2 separate regions of the Homo sapiens genome follow, and region 1 is linked to region 2. The links are chromatin contacts, found by Hi-C in ENCODE. All regions are on one chromosome and are shown on one strand. The core of a region is the stretch at or near the end of the contact, and the rest is flanking DNA. Distances in the headings are between cores, read along the strand shown.

Region 1 (4,722 bases), core at 70-2,569, 6.6 Mb after region 2:
GTACTTCGAGGGCTTCGGCGACATCGAGGAGGCCGTGGTCATCACCGACCGCCAGACGGGCAAGTCCCGCGGCTACGGCTTCGTAAGTGGCCCCCGCGCCCGGGCCCGCACCCCGCCGCACACCTTATCGCGGCCCGGGCGCCGAGTCCACTCCGGGGCACACGCCCAGACGGCCCGCTGCCGCCCCCGCCCCAGGCGCCTCCAGCCGGCGCCCGCACCTGCCGCCTCTCCCGGGCGCGCTCCTGCCGGTCCCGCCCCCACCACCCCAGGCCCCGGCCCCCACCCCCACCCCCACCCCCACCCCCACCCCCGGTTTAAAAGGAAGAGCCGCTGTGTTCAATTAGGACTCCTAAGTTGGTGGGGAGGTTTTGGAGCCAGAGGGCACTCGGGATTTCCTGGAGCAGCGGGGGGTGAGGAGCAATGGCTCCACCCCGGGGTGTTAGGAGCTCTTCGGCCTCCCCCATATTTTTAACAGCCCTCTCAGCCGCCCCAAATAAACATCAGCTTAAGTAAAAACGTCTTGAAGACACTTTCCTGCTTACCTTCCAAGCATAGCGTCGCAAACTCCTTCTCAGAGGAAAGTCTCGGCCCTCACTGGTGGGCAAGTCCAGGCGGCCCCCCAAGCTCCCTTCGGGGTTCATTTTTGCCCTATCCCCGCAGGGGATTATTTTTGTCCTTGAAGGCCACATTTCCCAGGCCTTGAACTTTGACGGGAGGAGCTGGAATCCAGGAGGCATCTTTGTGGGAGAGCCCCAGGTAGGGTTCAGAGGAGCTTTGGCTCAAGGACCCTGGGTCACAGGCACCCTCAGAGGAAGGGAAGAGAGGGGTGGCAGCATCCGGTGCCAGGGCGGAGCCGTCTGCCCCTTTCGCCCCTGGTTCCCCCCACGGCAGCCCCTGATGTGTCTCTGCTCCACCAGGTGACCATGGCCGACCGGGCGGCAGCTGAGAGGGCTTGCAAAGACCCGAACCCCATCATCGACGGCCGCAAGGCCAACGTGAACCTGGCATATCTGGGCGCCAAGCCGCGGAGCCTCCAGACGGGTGAGAGCTTGTGTTTTCCTGCCTGGCTCTTCTCGGTTTCTATATTGGGTGTCGGTATCTGTCGGGTGGAAAGAGGCCCCCCCTCCTCGCCCCAGCAGTGGCAGTCGGCTATCATGTGCCTGCAGAGCCGGCACAGGGCAGCCATCCCCCCCTCGAGGATCTAGACCCCTTCTCACAGCGTGTGGCCCAAAGAAGGGGGCGGGGGGCAGGGAGGGTACTGCACCCCAGTTGCCAGCTGTCCTCGCAGGAGGGAGGAAGTGGCCATGGGGCCTGGAGGTTGGGAGTGCCGACACCAGTGGCTGCTGACACCTGCGTCACTCACTGCCACACTTCAGCGGTGTGCCTTGGGGTTCACAAGGGGGAGGCCTGGGAGGGGAGAGGAAGCGGATGATCCCTTTTGACTAGAGGTGTGTGGCTTGTGGGATTCTGCCACCCTGTGTGCAGCCCTTGAGACGTGGCTCGTGCAGCAAGGCCAAGTCCCTGATTGTTCTCTCGTTTTAGGCTTTGCCATTGGGGTGCAGCAGCTGCACCCCACCTTGATCCAGCGGACTTACGGGTGAGTGGACATGGCTGGCTTGGGGTGGGTAGTCCGTGGAGATGAAGTGGAGAGGGCCTTGGGCTTCCTGGGTCTGGAAGGCTGGGGAAATGACAGTTTTCAGACATTTGATTGCGTTTAAGCCAAGGGAGTGAAGAGAAGGCAGATTGCACTTCTCCATCCCTGGCAGAGGCCATACCACCTAGGGGATGGTGAGCCTTGGAGCCTGCCTGCCTTGGTACACACCCCAGCTCCCTTCGCTAGGTGTGTGGCCTCAGTTTCCTCACCCGTAAAATGGGAGTGGTCACAGCACATCTGAGTTCTCTGAATGGAGGGCCTAGGGTGGGCCTGGTGCAGGTAACGCCCTCTTGAAGTGTTTGCTGATGACTCTTAGGGACTGGCAGGCTGAGTTCTTCCCCAGGCACTCCTCTCACCTGTTCTAGTGCTGGGGCAGGTGGTGGCAGTAGGTCATTGCTACCAAGGTCTGATGTTTGTGAACGTTGCTGTAGATACGATGTGTTTGGGGTGGAGGCCACCTGCCTGAGTGGCCTGGCCTATGGGCTTCTAGTCTGACTCATTTACAAGCAGCGCAGCCCACTCTTCTCCATCCTAAAACGCCTCCCACCTCCCTGCCCTTTTTTAAAACATCTAGTAAGTCCTGGCAGCTGCTTGGGGAGGGACACACACACTTAAGGGATACAAAGAGTCCTGCCTTGCGGCCTGCCTCCCCACCCCCATGATGGATGGAAGCTGTCTGCCCTAGCGCCGTGGCATATTGATGGGGTTGGAGTTGGAGGGGAAGGCAGCTCAGAGACCACCACCCCTTTCAGGGCATTGGCACTTCATGAACTTTCTGAATCCAAATCCCTAATGCCAGTTGATCACGTGTGTGTGCTCACGCATGTGCGCACCACGTAGATTCCATTGAGAGAGACACAGCTTGAGGAGTAACCTGCCTGACTGGGGCAGTGTGGACAAGGATCCTGTGGAACCCGGCTGAGCCTGGCTCCCAGGTGAATGGGTCCCCTGGGGCCTGGCTCCCAGGTGAATGGGTCAGAGGCCCCAGCAGAAGTTGCTGTGCCCACTTTTTGGGAACGCTTGGGGTGACTCGGGGGCTCCCTGCCGGCTTCCGTGTGTATTGGTGGATGTGTGCAAGTGTAGCAGTGGGAGGAGCCGCTGGCTGAGGGGTGCTGGAGGGTGGCCGGGGCCCTTCTAGCCTGTGCGAGTGGCCGGGCAGCTCAGGTTCCTGCCGGGGTGCCTCTGTCCTCCTGGGAAGGGAGCGTGTAGGGTGGTGGGAGCAGGCGGCCCTGTCCGTCTCGTCCTGGAATCTGTTTTGTAGATGTCTAGAGTCGTCTTAGAGGGTGTTTGGGGACACTGTAGCCTTCATGCCTTCACCGAGATTCTTCCTATGGGGTTCAGGCCACATGAAGAGGGTGTTCCTTGTTTTCCAGAACCTTGGCTCCATTCCCCAGGCCCACAGCAGGCGCCTGGGGGCATGGACTGGGCGGGAGCAGCTGCCCAGAGGTGAGGGTGTGTGCCTCCAGTGCCTGCAGCTCTTTTCTGCTTACAGTGGGATAAGGCCTTCCCACGTGCGTCTGGGCTCGCTCTGATCCACACAGCTACCTCTGGGACTCCATACCCATCAGTGCTTGGCCTCTGGGGCCTGCAGAGGTGGGTTCGAATCCTGACTTTGCCCCTTACCAGCTGGGTCTGTCTTGGCAGTGGCATCCTCATCCGGAAAACAGGAACATTAACTGCTTAAAACAGTGCACAGGCATGTGGGCTGGGTGCTCTGGCCTCCTCAGAAGTCCTCTCCTGTCCTCATAGCAGGCCTCTGAGGATGGGACTGAAACCATTCTTACTTTATAGATGGGGAAACTGAGGCAGAGAAAGGCTAACCACCTGTCTGGGCCTGGGGGCGGGTGGCAGGGCCAGGGTGGGGAGGCGTGAGGTAATAGACGTCCGGGAGGAGATTGGAACACAGGTGGTGGGTGCCTGAACGCATGCTTTCTTGGTGGGGGACGGTGGGAAGGGCCCTGGCCCGACCTTTCCCTTGCTGTCCTGGAGTCCTGTGAACACCACCCATCCAGAAGCAGTTGGGATCGGTCACAGAGTTTGCCACTGTGTGCCCCCGACTTCAGGCGACGGTGTTTTGTAACTAAATCTGCTGGCTGGCCATTTAATACTTGTGACGATGAAGAGGCCGCAGACTCTATTTGTTGGTTGCCAAAGGGTGGAGACCCAAACAGGGACGGTGTCAGAGGGGCCATCCGCTCTTGGCTTCCTGGGAGATCTGAACTCAAGCCTCTGAGAATCGCGCCGCCTCCTGCCCCTGCCTGGGCCTTACTGAGGTGGGTAGGGGGAGGCTCCCGGGTGCAGCTCCAGGGAGGCAGCGGGGCAGGCTGCCTGGGTCAGCTGTCTGCCCCCAGCCCCCGCCCGCTGACGGAGCTGGAGAGCTGGGCCGGAGCTGGAGAGCTGGGCCGTCAGCGTCCCTTTTGTCTTTGTGAACAATCAGGCCCCGGGAGCACAGCCGGGCCTGACTCAGCGGCCAGTTTTGTCGGCCTTGGGCTGGCAGCGACTTGCTGTTGGCTGAGGGCATGGAGGGAGGTGGGAGCCAGGAGCCCAGGCAGCTGAGGGTTGTCCACCAGTTAACCCCTTCCGTGCCTGGCTGAACTCTTCCTTGACTTTCTGACCCCGACCTTTTATACCTTGCCCTGGACAACTCTGAAGATCCCACAGCTCTGCTTTTAGGCAAGACCCTGTGGAATCTTCTTCGCCTGGCTGGGTCTTAAATGTTAGTTTAGAATGATTTACCAAAGAACTTTACACTTTATGCTATTTGCCGGAGTTTCCTTGCCTCTTTTCCTTTTTTTAAGTTGAACAAGCTCTGTGAGACCTAACTCACCTGTGCATTTCTGACCTAACTGTATGTGGCCACTGTCCGCGGTTTGGAGGAGCCTTCCTCGGCAGTGGCAAGCACGTGGTAGTCACAGCAGGAGCCGGTGGCCGTGGCCCACCAAGGGTGTCTGCCAGCTGAGTGTGTCTGTCACCTGCCGGTGGGAGGGGAGGTGCAGCAGTCTGGAGAGGGTCTGTGTCCAGGCAGAGCTTAGTCTGGCCTGGAACGGTGCCCTGTGTCAAGGGGTGTC
Region 2 (4,561 bases), core at 838-3,337:
CTTAATTTGTGAAGCATTAAAGGGTTTTTTAAATGTGTTCCAATGTTTAAACATTGGGGCATTTCCTATCAAATTAGGATTTCTGGCTTCTCTTGGAAAATGGAAAGATCTGGCAGCTCCGGGCCTGCATTTCCTGATGGCAGCTAGTGGCCAGCAGCTGGAGGACTGGATGAGCACCTCTCAGATCACAAGCCTGATGGCCTGTTTCACTCATTTATGTTAATGTCCAGCCTGATGACTGGGTTTTATTTCTTCTTCTTTTTTTAAAGACAAGTTCTCACTCTGTCGCCCAGCCTGGAGTGCAGTGGTGCGATCACTGCTTACTGCAGCCTCAGCCTCCTGGGTAGCTGGGACTACAGACATGCACCACCATGCCTGGCTAATTTTTTTTTTTTTTTTTTTTTTTTTTTTTTTGAGACGGAATCTCGCTCTGTCGCCCAGGCTGGAGTGCAGTGGTGTGACCTTGGCTCACTGCAGCCTCCGCCTCCCGGGTTCAAGCGATTCTCTTGCCTCAGCCTACTGAGTAGCTGGGACTACAGGTGTGTGCCACCACACCCGGCTAATTTTTGTATTTTTAGTAGAGATGGGGTCACCACATTGTCCAGAATGGTGTCGATCTCCTGACCTCGTGATCTGCCCGCCTCAGCCTCCCAAAGTGCTGGGATTACAGGCGTGAGCCAGTGCACCTGGGCTAATTTTTTTTTTTTTTTAAAGGGATGGAGTCTCACCATGTTGCCCAGACTGGTCTCGAATTCCTGGACTTAAGTGATCTTCCTGCCTCGGCCTCCCAAAATGTTGGGATTACAGGCATAAGCCACTGCTCCCGGCCATGGACCCTTTACATAACATAAAAAATTCAAGTTTCCCTTGTCAGAGTCCCTTTCCCAACTCCTCCTGCCCAGGGCTAAGTAAGCCCTGTTAATAGGGTTTCCAAAGAAACTATGGGATGCCCGGTTGAATTTGAATTTCAGATAAACAACAAATTTTTTAAGTATAAGCACATCTCTTAACTATTAGCAGTCTGGCACATATCATTCCAGGCCTTTCTCTGTGAAGACATGTACTTTTTTTTGAGACGGAGTCTCGCTCTGTTGCCCAGGCTAGAGTGCAGTGGTGCAATCTTGGCTCACTGCAGCCTCCGCCTCCTAGGTTCAAGCGATTCTCCTGCCTCAGCCTCGGAGTAGCTGTGACTACAGGCACACGCCACCATGCCCGGCTAATTTTTGTATTTTGAGTAGAGACGGGGTTCTGCCATGTTGGTCAGGCTGGTCTCAAACTCCTGACCTCAGGTGATCCGCCCGCCTCACACATTTTTTTTGGTATGGTTTGTATCTGACACCGTCTGCAGCTTGCTTTTCCTCTCCGGGGTATCACCGGGGCCACTGTGTTTATTAGAGCAGGCTGTGAGGTTGTGGACTCCATCTGGATTAGGATCCTTGCCCCGCTGTTTGTTAACTGTGTGATCTTGAGCAGGTTACCCCACCTCTCTGAGCCTCCGTGTCCTCATCTGTACAACGTGGAGGATACGGGTAGCTTTGTTATTTCCTGTATTTGTTGATCTTGTCTCTTTTGAAAGCTGCATAGAATGGAGAGGCCGTGGTGGCTTTAACCAGTCCTCCGTGATGGGCGCCAGGACTGCTGCCTGTTTATTGCTCTTTCAAAGGAGGCAGTGGAAGGGGGTCGAGCAGGAACCGGGCACATAATCCTAAGACTTAGTTTGCTTTAAAAAAAAAAAAAAAATGAAGGGTGTTTGTCTCCCTGGAAACCACTTGCTAATCTCCAGGATATCGTCTCTTTTTCAGGCGAAGGAGGTGGAGGAGACCATCGAGGGCATGCTCCTCAGGCTGGAAGAGTTTTGCAGCCTGGCTGACCTGGTGAGTGGCTGCCTGGAAGGCGTGGGTTTAGGCCCAGGCCAGACTTCAGGCCCTTGCTGGAGTTTTCTGCGGAAGCCATTTTGGTGGTGAGTTAGCAACCAGGAGGAATGGGGCAGCGGCCAGCGCTGAGAGGAAAGCCACGTGCAAACACTCCCTCCTCTCTCTCTCTCTCGCTCTCTCTCTCTCACTCAACCCCAAGTGCTTCCTGAGGCGGCCATCTTGATCTCGTCCTTCCCTCGAGATGGTTTTTATTCCGCAGAGGAGCCAGGAGTGGACCACAAGGTGGCACTCTCGGGCACCGATGCAGGGAGCCGTTCAGCGGGGACGCTAGACTATATTTAACTTTCCTCAGCTCTGCACCGTCCCCTGTGCAAACATGGAGACAGCCAGGAAATGGCTTCAGGCCTGCGAGGCCTAGGAGGAGCCTCTTGCCCAGGCCACAGCCCGTGGTGGAGTTGGGCATCGAGTTCCTTCCTGAATCCTTCTGTTCTCTCTGCTTTTACCTCCTACTCTGTCTGGTTGGCCCAAATCTACTAGCCTGGCTGAGGAGGAAGATGGAAGACAATGGCCCAGAAGACAAAGCCTCCCACGCCAGAGTCTCTAGAAATCGCCTCTAGAGGCTGGGTGCAGTGGCTCACACCTGTAATCCCAGCACTTTGGGAGGCCAAAGCGGGCAGATCACTTGAGGTCAGGAGTTCAAGACCAGCCTGACCAACATGGTGAAACCCTGCCTCTACCAAAAATACAAAAATTAGCCGGGTGTGGTGGCAGGCGCCTGTAATCTTAGCTACTCAGGAGGCTGAGGCAGGAGAATTGCTTGAACCCGGAAGGTGGAGGTTGCAGTGAGCTGAGATTGCGCCACTGCACTCCAGCCTGGGTGATAGATCAAGATTGTGTCTCAAAAAAAAAAGAAAAGAAAAAGAAATTGCTTCTAGATCCCAGTGTTCCTAGGATTGCTGCCAGCCAGGTGTGGAGCCCCCAGGAGTGCTGATAGAATTTTCTAGAAGCTCCCAAGCTTATTAGAGGCAAACCAGTAACCTGGGCTTGAGGTGTCTGCCTGGAGGCCCAAAGGGTAGAGCTCCATATTGTGACCAGGCCCTGTGTCTCCCCAGAGTGGAGGAAGCCTGGCCACCTGGGCCCAGTGGTGTGCGTTTATGTCCCTGAGAAGCACCGTGTCCGGACCCTGAGAGTGTTTGTGAGAACCCAAGGGAGTAACAGTAACAGCAGCCCCAGATGTTCATTGAACGCCTTTCTTTGTGCCCGGCACAAAGCCACCCTAGACAGCAGGCACTGAGTCATCCCTACCTATTCAGCGGACCTCGGCCCAGCCTCTAGGGTCACAGCAGAAATCCCAAGAGGACCTATATGGTTTCTTCTCTTGAGTCAATTTTTACGTTCAGATGTGGGTCCAGGTGGGAGCTAGGTAACAAGACAGGCTTTTAACAGCCTGGATTGTCCTTTCTTTACCACCACGCATTGGACTCTTTCTTTCTCTTTCTGTCTTTGTCTTTCTGTCTTTCCGTCTTTCTGTCTTTCCGTCTTTCCCTCCGTCCCTCCCTTCCTTCCTTCCTTTCTTCCTTCCTTTCGAGATAGAGTCTCGCTCTGTCCCCCAGGCTGGAGTGCCGTGATGCAATCTCGGCTCACTGCAACCTCTGCCTCCCGGGTTCAAGTGATTCTCCTGCCTCAGCCTCCTGAGTAGCTGGGATTACAAGCATGCACCACCATGCCTGGCTAATTTTTGTATTTTTAGTAGAGACAGCATGTTGACCAGGCTGGTCTTGAACTGCTGGCCTTAAGTGATCCTCCCGCCTCGGCCTCCCAAAGTGCTGGGATTGATTATAGGCGTGAGCCACCATGCCCGGCTGCATTGGGCACTTTCTCATGAATGGGCCCCGTCATAAACTTGAGTATGCAAAGAGAGTTCAGTCCATCTCCATTCCCATCAAGCCCCAGTGTATGTGGGGAGACTGATTTGGGTATCAGTTGGTGCCGTCCCATGCTACAGTGCTGTTGTCAAGGTAAGGTCAAGGTGTGAAGGGATTCCAGAGCCAGGGGTGCTAAGTCCTGCCTAGGAAATTGGGAAGGCTTCGTATAACAGGTGGTGATGAATCTGGGGCTGTAAGGAGAAATAGAGAATTCAACAGATGGGGAAGGAGTGCATTCAGGCAGAGGGACCAGCCTGTGCAAAGGCGGGGAGGCCAGGGATGTGGTATGGCTGGGCACTGGGTGAAGGATCGTGGTTGCGGGCAGGGAAGGCAGGTCGGGAGGATGGTGTGGATGGATGCTCCAGGGACACCTTTGTTTTCAAATCCCATCCCGTCATCCACATGGGCATTCTGCGCAAGGAGACCCAGCATCAGCCTGAAGAGGGCTGGGGGCAGAAGTCCATGTGGACAGGCGGAGAGACCCATGTGGCCCAGCCCTGAAAAACCATCACAGCTTCCTGTGGTGGGAAGTGTGTGTGTCTGTGTTGCCAGGAGACTCAAGATTGCAGGCAGCATCAGGCAGGTCCTCCTAACTCGAAGCCTGGAGATGCTTCATGGAAAGATTTAATCCTGAGGCCACACACAGATGACCCACAGGTCCAATCCTGCCTGCAGATAATTTGATGTTTCTGGGGGGGAAAAAAGCAGGCATTAGCTTGTGACATTTTTAGAATTTCATGTGAAAAATCTAGAGTTCCGGCT

The links. Hi-C counts contacts between places; a loop is a spot of excess contacts on that map. Pooled maps may share reads with other maps.
Region 1: a loop to region 2 is called in a map with no recorded cell type, with 12 times the contacts of the local background. The contact joins the promoter of RBM38-AS1 here to the enhancer-like site in region 2. A Hi-C loop is called at or near these places in 3 of 37 single-sample maps with no recorded cell type and 4 of 50 pooled maps.

What each region holds. Positions count from the first base shown.
Region 1 is chr20:57,391,737-57,396,458 of GRCh38, forward strand. RBM38-AS1 (RBM38 antisense RNA 1) reads right to left here and starts at 1,320. Exons shown (of 2, transcript NR_149006.1): 1 at 543-1,320. It overlaps RBM38 (RNA binding motif protein 38), which reads left to right. Exons shown (of 4, transcript NM_017495.6): 1 at 1-82; 2 at 918-1,041; 3 at 1,543-1,597. RefSeq lists enhancers at 1-378, 1,133-1,322, 4,152-4,722 and a silencer at 93-282.
Region 2 is chr20:50,816,409-50,820,969 of GRCh38, forward strand. It overlaps BCAS4 (breast carcinoma amplified sequence 4), which reads left to right. Exons shown (of 5, transcript NM_198799.4): 2 at 1,803-1,874. Among named protein-coding and RNA genes, the nearest start is that of BCAS4, 24 kb to the left of the region's middle. RefSeq lists enhancers at 2,318-2,367, 2,378-2,427, 2,915-2,964, 3,948-4,449. Within about 2 kb of position 2,088, at least 22 of the 41 ENCODE cell types and tissues checked have a DNase peak (open chromatin) inside an H3K27ac peak, as active enhancers do.